2 separate regions of the Homo sapiens genome follow, and region 2 is linked to region 1. The links are chromatin loops, found by intact Hi-C in ENCODE. Cell type or tissue: gastrocnemius medialis. All regions are shown on one strand. Each heading gives the region's core, and the rest is flanking DNA. Links, peaks and the distances in the headings are about the cores only.

Region 1 (5,376 bases), core at 56-5,055:
TTACAGTGTAGGAGGAATTTATAAAAGTTTGCAGAAATTCAGAGGGGTAAAACTTCATGCTATAAACGTATATAGACTTCAAAATAGATGAGTGTAATATTGCATAACAAATTACCCCAAAACTTAGAGGCTTCAAACAATCACTTTCTTATGCTTGTGGACTCTGGGTTAGGGATTTGGACAGGGCACTGGGGAGTGGCATCTCTGTGCTCTATCATATCTAGAGTTTCAGCGAGGAGGGCTCATTGGCTGGGGACTGGAATAATCTTCTGGCAGTGTTTTCACTCACAAGTCTAGCATCAGTGCTCACTTTGGACTGGACCTATCTGGGGCTCTTCACATGGCCTGGGGTTCCCACACAGCGTGGCAGCTTCAGGGTAGTGAGAATCGAAAATCAGGTGTCCCAGCAAAAGTTAGAAGCTGTAACACCTTTCCACACCCAGCCTTGGCTTCATTTCCACTCCAGCCTTTTGGTTACAAGAGAGTCACAAGACCACCCGCATTCAAGGGAAAGGGACATAGACTTAGACTTTGTTTCTCAATGGATAGGGAATCACAGAATTTTTAGACATGTTTAAAGTAACCACTTGTGGTATAAGCCTTCTCTTGTCTCCTTTTGGTCCTGAGAAACCATTAACAAATATTTTTTTCTTTATCTTTGTATAGCACATACAGTTTTTTAGGTACTATAACCTAAGACTGTTAGATATAAGGTCATATACTTTAAAAGTACAACGTAACTCTTTTTCCCATCCCTGATTCTTTTCTGAGTATTCTGGAGACAGGGAGAGTGGGGGCAAATGTGTACCCAGAAATACAGTGACAGGATGGACCTCATACCTCATAGCCAGTGCTACTCAGCCAGCCAGTGAGACATGCCTCAGTGGCTCTCAAATACCAATCTTCTCAGCTAGCAGATGGAAGAGATCACTCTGCCTGCTCCCTTAGTGATAAGGGCAGGGAACCCAAACAGACTGTTTATCTCCAGTTAATGTCTCTGCCTCAGTTGTACTTGAAAAGCAGGATCGTGTATTCTGTTCCCTCAGGTGACTCATGATAGTGCAGCAAAGTGTTTTAGTTTTTGTTTGTTTGTTTGTTTGCAGGGAATATAAATGTATTTAAAATCTTTAACAGACAGTTTTTGTTTTTTAACTACAAATTTGAAAGAAATTGAAAAATATTCAAGTAGGTAGTAAGGGGGTAAAAGAAAAAATAAAGATGTTCCTTAAAATATTCAAAATATTTTATATTTATAATTTATCTCCAAATTTCATTTTGGAGAATGGCAGAGCTGGACATGGTAGCTCACACCTATGATCCCAGCACTTTGGGAAGCCTAGTTCAGGTGGAAGGATAGCTTGAGGCCAGGGGTTCGAGATCAGCCCATCTCTACCAAAAAGAAAAAAATTGAAAATTTAGCCAGGTGTGGTGGTGCATGCCTATAATCTTAGCTACTCAGGAGGCTGAGAAGGAGAATCCCTTGAGTCCAGCAGTTTGAGGCTACAGTGAGCTATGGTCTGTTTGTACCACTGCTCTCTAGCCTGAACAACAGAGTGAGACACCTTGTCTCTCACACACACACACAAAAAGTAGAATATTTGGAAACAGTATTTCTCCCTTGTGGGGGGAAAAAGAAAAAGTCTTTGTCCTGGAGATTATAATCACATCTTGGAGATGTTTTCAGGGGTTGATCATTCTCTGCTATGTAGCCACATAGTGCTTTTTATATACTCTCCAAGCTCCCTTCTCTTGCCCCTTTTTTTCTGTGTTTGGGGCCTTTCATAGTCTGGCAAAAAGTTGGAGGTTATTGCCATTCTTCAGAATTTAGCAGGACCCTGTAGGAACAAGAACAATATCTAGACTCCCATTATTAATTAGGACTTGAAACCAAAAATGCATGACCCTTCTAAAAAGTGAGTGAGGATGAGGATGAAGCAAAGGGGAGGCAGGTGCTCATAGAGTATGTAGTATTCTAAGCGTTACTAGGCTGGGACTTCCCCCCAAAGGTGATGACTTCCTTTAGTATGTGAATCTTGAAATGAAAGAGGCACTTACCCAGGTTCAGATAAATGAGGTGTCCAGCTTAGGGCAGGTGAACTCTGTGGTAAGAGTTATGATGACATCAGGGGACAGGTTTGCGCAAGGCACACTGGACGGAACATAGAGTAAGATGATCCAGTGGTGTCTAGAATGTGGATAATACCCAATGTATTTTTGTTTGATGATTGGAAAGGAGAAAGAGGCAAAGCCCTTTCTCCCTTCCCAGGCTTGGGAAGGGCTGATCTGATGCATGCTGTGAATATGAGTCGACTTACTGGCGAGCCAAGTCCTTTCCTGGAGAGCAGTTTTGACCAGAAGTGGTAGACAAAACACCCTCGTCCCTGGTTGGAAAACATTACCCCAGGGTGATGAATTGGTGCTCTCAGGCTAGGTCTGGGTGTGGAATGAAGATAGATAAGCAACAACTGTGAATTAGGTTGAGTGCGAAGAGGAACACTCAGCTTGGGAAAGGAAACAACCCACGTTTGCAATGCGTCATCCTGCGCCAGATTGAGCACCTCAAGGTTTGTCTGCACACAGTTGGTTTGTACTCCAAGATTTCTTCACATTGTAGTAAAGAAAGATTAACCTTGCCCTTGAATGAACTTGGTCTGAGCTGCAGAAACAAGCATTTGGGCATGCCCAAGGTTGCAAAATGGAAACAAGCCAGTGCACCCTGAAAATCTGCCCTTTTTTTGGCTCACAGACACTGGCAGTAGAAAGTTAGGCCAGAACTGGCTGGGGTTATATTGGTTCATGTCCAGTGAGGTCAGTAGCCCAGTGGCTAGGTCTGTTCCAGAATGATCAATGGTGTTCACTCTGACCAGTTTCTCTAATTCAGGTGAAGTATCTTTTCCATACCCCGCTGAGAACAGGGACTCCAGTGTCACCTTAGAGGTTCTGATCCTGACTGCTCATGTGCTGCGAACCTGACCCACCAACGCGCAGAGAAGCGGAGTGCAGCTAGGAGTCTCTTCCCTCAGCCCTGCGGACCAGCTGACTCCCAGGCCCTGGCAGCCCCTTTGAAAGCTCTTACTCTCCTCTGTGTGACACACCACAAGTGGCCTAGCAGCCGTAGCTGGCCAGGATTAGGCCTAAGTCATGGCTGTCCCTGCTGCCTGTGTGTGACCAGATCATTGATGACAACAGGTCTGAAAAGTGTCAGGATGTTACCCATTTCTACTGCAGCCATATTTTAGTAGGGAACTTTGAACAAGGCTGAATTTAAATTATTAACAACTAAGTTTCCGAAGTCAAGTCAGCGTATCTCAGTAATCCTGTGTAGTCTAAATTAGATTTTTTAAAGGCGGGAACGTGCCATAGATTATAATCTCTCAAAATCTCTGGGAGCCACACAGCATATAAAATATGAAAGTTGTCATTTACCATCTCTAAAACTTCACTGACAGGAATGATTTGGATATATTTAACTTCTGATAAACAATGATAAACATTCACTTTATCACTCCTGTCAGTTCGTATGAATCTTTCAGTCCTCTAAAGCATTAGCTCTTTTCTTTTTTAACTCCATTTCTGTCAACAAGAACAGGAAAATGTTTTGTTTATAAATGCTATTTGCAACCTGGGACCCATCTTGTTTTATGAACAGATTCTCCAAATCTTCTATGCCTTTGAACACGGACTTACTCTACTCTAATGCTTAAGCTCCAGAGCCGTCGGAGAGCCTGGCGCAGTAGACAGACCAGCACGCTGGCATCGGATCACTGGAGCCAGTGGCCTTCTCCAGTTCACTTGTTAACTTCTCAGCTGCAGATCACTTTTTGTACTGCAGTGACTTTTGTGAACATTAATTTTTTTCTTTCCAGATATGCATTTTATTTTATTTTATATTAGAGACAGAGTCTCGTTCTGTCACCCAGGCTGGAGTGCAGTGGCGTGATCTCGACTCACTGCAACCTCTGCCTCCCGGGTTCAAGCAATTCTCCTGCCTCAGCCTCCCAAGTAGCTGGGATTACAGGCGTCTACCACCACGCCTGGGTAATGTCTTTGTATTTTTAGTAGAGACGGTGTTTCACCATGTTGGCCAGGCTGGTTTCGAACTCCTGACCTCAAGTGATCCACCTCCCTCAGCCTCCCAAAGTGTTGGGATTACAGGCGTGAGCCATCACACCCCGCCCAGATATGCCTTTTGTATTAAACTTCATGTTATACATGAATATGTTCTTTTATTCAAAACTTCTCTCATGTCTGAAATATTTTAACCTACTTTCCCTTGTTTTTGTTTTATTCTCAATGACTTCTAAAAATTCATCAATAAGCCTTAATTCTTTTAACTGTCAAATATTTGTATTCTTACCTCTACAGACTCTACAGACAATGCTTCCAAAACTGAATTCCAGGGTTTTAACAACTCTGGATCTTTCTAGGTGTCCCTAAGTTTATGCACATAGTAGTACATCCTGGAAGTTGTTATGATAGAAAATTCGGCATGCTTTGTCTATATGGGTTGTAGTTTATATAGCAGTTGTTCCTGATTTTAACAATTGGTCCTGACTCCAAGATTTATGTTTTGTTTGTTTGTTTTTGAGATGGAGTCTTGTTCTGTCGCCCAGGCTGGAGTGCACTGGCGCCATTTTTACTTCTTTCACAAGTAGAATTTTTTTAAATGTTAGCAATATAGGAAGATGTCTTGAAGGTCACACAGTTCCCCTTCTCCTAATTCTTTAGTGAGCGTGAGTGCTCTGGCTCTCTTAAAAGTCATTTCTCCCCTTCGAACCCTCCCCAGTCTTTTTCTCGTTTGAGCCACAAACAGTCTGGTTTCTACTGTATTAAAGCAAATTAACCTAGTAAGAAACACTGACTTTTTTTTTACTGGCTACAGTTCTAAGCACAAGAAAAGGGGAAAGGAGACCAAATAAAGAAATAGGAAAAATGAGGCATTAAAGGGGAGCCAACACGGGGTTTGGAAGGGATGAGAGCTTCCGCCATGGCAGGATGGGCCTTTCTTGCACTGCTTACTCTGAGTTCAGAAATAGAGGAGGAAAGAAGGTAGATCATGCCACAGCCTGAAATGGATACGACACATACCAGGGCTCCCATAGAGTGTGATCGGATGCTGGGTGTAATTATTCAAGTGTATGCATTTGAATAAATCATCTTCCTCAACCTCAACACTCAAGGTTGAAGTAAGCATAGTGTGTGACATGCCAGCCACATAGTGAGTTCACTCAAGGAGCAACTGAGAAATGTCAGGCTTTACTTGCTGCACACCCCCAACTCGGCCACCAAGTTGCATCTGAATGCACCTTGAACCCTTGATAAAATGAACTTTCAATCTTAAAGACTGTTAGAACTCTCACTCCCTTCCATTGGGAA
Region 2 (5,376 bases), core at 79-5,078, 200 kb before region 1:
AAGTTCCAAATGCAGATACTCATTCTCGTTCTTTTTTTTTTTCTCTCTCCTACATTTCCAAATGCAAAAATAAACAGCCTGCCAAGGAGCCAGTTGCTGAAGTGCTGTAGTGTTTTATCTAGGTAATCTTGGATTTAGCTGCCTTTAGATTATATTTGTTCCCTCATTTAAATTGGCATTGGCCAGAACTAGATGCCTCTTAGTCATTTTCTGGTCAGCTTTAATGTTACAATAACTTGAAGCTAGACATGGTGGGTCCCCAGAAGAAACATTATGCATGTGCTGCTTTAGTGTTAATGCCTACATTGGTATTTCTTCCCTGCCCTGGGCCTTTTTCCTTAACAGGTGACCATCAGATCAGATCATCTGTTGAGAGGGAATGTGTTTTACCTGAGCAGCAGGTGTGTTCAGCACTTTGATGAACAAGAATAATTTGGCCCTCCCTTCCTGGGTCTTCTCTTTCCTGCCCCTTCCTTGCTCCTTACAGCATAGTAGACAAGCATTTGAATAAAATGGACAGTCTGCATTTAGCAAATTACCCTTCCAAGGGCTTCTGCTTTGCAAATAATTGGGCAGTTAAGTGGAGACAGCAAAGATCCAGAGGTAATTGTGGTCTAGTTTTGGGTGCAGGTTGACTAGAAAGTATATCAGTAAACTTGTTACTAAGGTTCCATTTCTGTTGTTTAAAAAAATGCAAATCAGTTCTTGTTAGCCACACCTTAGATTTGAAGGGACATGGACTTGTGTTATTGACCAATTATGTTACATGACTTTTAGTTTTCAGGAAGGGTCATTAATATGTTTTGTTTTTGAGACTCACTCTGTTCCCCAGGCTGTAGTACAGTGATACAGTCCCAGCTCACTGCAGCCTCAACCTTCTGGGCTCAAGCTATCCTCTCACCTCAGCCTCCTGAGTAGCTGGGACTATAGGCATGCACCAGCATGGCCTGGCTACTTATTTTTATTTTTTGTAGAGATAGTCCCCTTATGTTGCCCAAGCTGGTCTCAAACTCCTGGTTTCAAGCCATCGTCCTGCCTAGACCTCCCAAAATGTGGGATTACACAGGTGTGACCCTCTGTGCCAGGCCTTAACCAAACCTTTTGTTGTTGTTGTTATATTCATGCAATCAGAAGTTGATAATTTTTTTTTTTTGAGTTGGGGTCTCATCTTGTCACCCAGGCTGGAATATGGTAAAATGTTTTTGTGTTTTCTAAGCAGTAGTCAGAAACATTAATCACTGAGCATGTTACTGTCTCAGAAGTTTCTTTGGTCTTTATATTGGAGTGTTGAGTTGTCATTCTAGTTCAAGGGAGAAGCTGTGACATACAGAAGGATGTGCTTTAATTAATGATGTTGTTTGGTAGTTAAATAGGCCACAGTAATGCAGCTAATTTTTAATTTTTGTTTTATATTGCCAGAATGGATCTGTTTAGAACCCATTTAAACTCTTATCACCTTGGCAAAAAAGTCACATGGAAAACATCTATATAGAATGGCTATTTCTTTATAATTTACTTGATGGCTTTAGTTATGACTGAATGTAAAACTATAATATAAAATATTAATAAGAATTACAAATGAATGGCATCCATATTTTTCTCTTAGGGTTTGTGATAGGAAATCAGATACTAGGTTTATCTATATGAATAATATCTGTCTGTTTTCAGGACACAGGGAATCAATTGATGGTGGAGTTGGGTGTTAGGAGACATTATCCTTTCATAGATCGGTGTCCACATCCAGCTTACTTCCCACGGTCTCTTGCTTTCTCATTTTTAAAGTGGTTTACTCGGGATGAGAGTGCTCCTACTTTTTATTGACTACTTCTGCACACTTGGAACTTTTTTTTTTCTCTCTAGATGAAGTCTTGCTCTGTCGCCCAGGCTGGAGTGCAATGGCGCGATCTCAGCTCACTGCAACCTCTGCCTCCCTGGTTCAAGCAATTCTCCTGCCTGAGCCTCCCAAGTAGCTGGGATTACAGGCACCCACTACCACACCCTGTGAATTTTTAAATTTTTAGTAGAGATGAGGTTTCAACACATTGGCCAGTCTGGTCTCGAAGTCCCAGCCTCAAGTGATCTTCCCGCCTTGGCCTCCCAAAGTGCTGGGATTTCGGGCGTGAGCCACCACGCCTGGGCCAATCTTGGAACTTTAAAGAGCCTCCATTAACAAGGCAGAAAGATAAGTGTCACACCAGGTGTGAATGCTGTCTTTGGAGGGGGACAGTGACTCATTTTCTAACAATTACTCTTAAACCTAGAGGGAAATGTAGGACAAAAGATGCTGTAAGGTTGACTCTTCCAGAGATTTCCATACCTTAGCAATCTAAAAACTGTATGAAAGGTCAGAGTTAGGACTTTGAAAGAATGCTAAGTGTTAATTTTTGGCATTTACCTCAAACTTAAGTGCTACTTTGGAAGCCTGCTGATTACTAGAATGCTTTTAGTCTCAATCCAATCTCAACTTTTACTTGAGTGGTTATCTGTGGACACTAAGTTAAAATTGTTGGAAACAGTGGCTTTTAATGGATATTTTTATCTCTTTCTTCCTGCCGAGGTGGAGGGAAGGATTAGTGACTATTGGGGAGGGCTTACGAGGTGCTGGGGCTGGTGCTGAGCCCTTACACACATTATTTCATCCAGTAATTACACACGCTGTAAGGCGGCAGTCATCTTTATAGACAAAACCCGAGGCGAGAAAGGTTGAGTATTTGCAACTGGCAAATCACAGAGCTGGAATTTGAACCCACTTATCTCCTCTTCCAAAACTCAGATCCTACCTTCTGGGAAAGGTGGAGCTGCCTGGCTTGGACTCACCTCTCTTAGTCTTGTTCAGGTAAACAGCTGGGGAGCGAGATGGCACTTGGTTTTTGCACAGTAGTAAATTGTAAACTTTATAGAGGCCATTCCTCTTCATTATCTTACATGATCTCCACATTAACTCCAGAAGGTGGCAGTGCCTCTGGCTCCCCAGCTTCTGAAAATTGAGGACTAAGCAGCAGTGGTAGTGTCGGAAGGCCTGGAGGTCAGGCTTGTGTTTGCAAAAGGAGCTGGGAGTGAAATCTTCCGAAGCCCCAGTCCGGGTCACAGCAGCGGCTCCCTTTTTTCCTTAGGGAATGGTTCTTTTCTTGAGATTGGCAGTAGGAGGGCTGCTCCCTCCCGGGTCAGCAGTTGCTGAGAGATGGTGGTGGCCAGAGAAGGGTAGTAGACGGTAGTAGTAGGTAGAGATAGTAGAGGTAGTAGAGGTTCCTCCCCCGTGGGAGTCTCACCCTGGAGTTAGGAGAGGGCCTTTTGCCTACCTTTTCTTCCCAAACCCCGTCCTTCATTTCCATTAAAAAATTGCATCACCCTAGATGCAGCTTTGAGACTAAAGAAATTTAAAACCTTGTAAGATTTGAACACATTAGGTGGTTTTTCATTCTGAGTTTACAGAGTAATGCCAGAATAAAAGAAACAAAGTGTATCCTTCAAAAGGAAAGAAAATGGCCACTTCGCGTCACAGGTATTTCTTAAATCTCTCGCTTCTACTTTTCCTGTTTTCTAAGGGGAATACAGAATTAAGTGTCACGCAGATTTTTACTATGAGCAGTGATACCGTACCGGGTTGCTCATGAGTTCCTCGTTTTCTTTGTTTTAGGTTGATGAAGGACTGCTTGGACTTTGACTCTCCTGAAGATGTTAATTATATGTTTCAAAAATCATGTGTTCTGCTAAAAATCACTTATGCATAGCCTTGGAAAAAGAACTGGAGGCAGGGAGTTGCTTCAGGGTGCAGAATATCGTTTTGGAGGCCTTGGGAAATAAATCTTGAGTTAGTTCATTTACCACCAAGACATATTTAGTCACTGTATATAAACAAAAGAAGTCACAGTGTGCCTGGACATTATTTGTCCCAGATGGAGTTTCAACTTGGCTCATTATACTGCACTGATGTCATGGTACATAAACTGGCTCCGAATTCAACGTGCATAGAATCGGCTGTGTGCTTGTATGTGCTGAGGGTGTGCGGGAGGAGGGGCGGGGCTGGCTGGAAAATCTTTGTCACATTTTTCCTTTGCTCTCTGTAGAGGCTAGTGTCAGTCTTGAATTTGGACTTGGTGCAGAATGAGAGAAGAATTGGAATAATCTGTTCATGTGTACAAGTCAGTGTGTGTATGTCCTCAAAGCTGTAGTTCTTCCAAGACCAAGAATCTAAGTGTGCCTGGCTTTCCAACAGTTGCTTAACAAAGCTCTAGTAACTCAAATCTAGAAAGGAAAATCTTAAAAGCATTACATTTTAAAAGAGCATTTTTAGTGTGTTTGCCTTGAAGTCTTAAATCTGGACAGCTTCTTTCAACTTTGTAATGGTCTTAAGTATCCAGCTGTAAAATTCTGTTTTCCTGGATTGTATGGTGGACAACGTCTCAAACTAGTTGCTTAAAAGTATATAAAAAGGTGGCCGAATTTAATTCTTCCTGTGTGCTTTGAGAGGGCAGCTTGTGGGTCAGAAAACTGAGCCGGAGAGGGTCCTTTCCTGGACTTCTGAGCCCTTAATAGGAAATTTCCACATACTGTGGTGTTACTTTATTACTTTTTATTGCTGGCTTTTGTTATGATAATCTTAATTAGAAGCATTTCCAAGTAATTCAAACCATTTTGTAGATGTAAAGGGCTTAGATTTCAGAACTTCTGTGAATGGATTCCTATAGGAGTCACTCTTGTTGCCGGGACACACAGAAGCTGAGCAGACACTGGAATGTGAATGCATTGGGAGGTGAGCCCTTAAGGAGAGCCCAAATGTTTACCAAAGAGAAAATCTGGTCAGAGGTGAGAAGTGGCTGGTTTTAGATTTTATCGAGAGCATGAAACATGGCAGATTTGGTAAAAAATTTTTCTTGAGACTGTAATTTTACTTAACTGAGAGACTTGTTACTGGTAGGAATTTGAAGAAAAAGAAGTTGGGGGTAGAAGGCTCTGCTTCAGGGAGGAACACATATTTCCTAGAAGAGAACTTGTCCTGCCTTTGGGGATGTTCCTTTGACCCAGTTAACTGCATTCTCTTATTTTAGCAGTCTTGTTGAATTATCTCTGTATTGAATTGACATGGTGAAACCACGCCTAGTAGAGGGGAGAAGTGGTGGTGTGGACTAGACGAGTATACATTTTGGTCAGACATGGCTGGATTCCAGTCACTTTGTAGTTTTGTGACCTTGGAAAAGTTGCTTGTCTTCTTCAAGCCTCAGTTTCCCCACTTGTAAAATCTAGTTACTATCTACCTGGCAGATGACAGGGATTCAATAAGTAGTAGCTGTTTCTTAATCATTGTAGAAAAAAAACCTGGAAAAAGGAGTTGATAAAGTACCCTGCATCATGCCAAATTAATCTTACAGACACATG

Evidence for each region. A loop is a pair of places that touch in the nucleus more often than their neighbours do. Peaks named below come from ENCODE experiments on the same cell type or tissue, not always from the same donor. Only the 100,000 strongest peaks of a DNase experiment are listed, where the experiment ranks them.
Region 2: a loop joins it to region 1, with 6 times the contacts of the local background. A loop is called at or near these places in 7 of 110 quality-filtered maps.

The regions. Positions count from the first base shown.
Region 1 is chr3:172,321,949-172,327,324 of GRCh38, forward strand. The region is part of intron 11 of FNDC3B (fibronectin type III domain containing 3B); the gene reads left to right. Among named protein-coding and RNA genes, the nearest start is that of GHSR, 120 kb to the right of the region's middle. In gastrocnemius medialis, for the core only: no CTCF peak of the experiment used is centred there; DNase peaks (open chromatin) are centred at 2,133 and 3,043; H3K27ac peaks cover 3,490 bases.
Region 2 is chr3:172,122,252-172,127,627 of GRCh38, forward strand. The region is part of intron 2 of FNDC3B (fibronectin type III domain containing 3B); the gene reads left to right. Among named protein-coding and RNA genes, the nearest start is that of FNDC3B, 85 kb to the left of the region's middle. In gastrocnemius medialis, for the core only: CTCF peaks have their summits at 2,954 (motif pointing right) and 3,154; DNase peaks (open chromatin) are centred at 3,070 and 3,990; H3K4me3 peaks cover 677 bases; H3K27ac peaks cover 4,900 bases.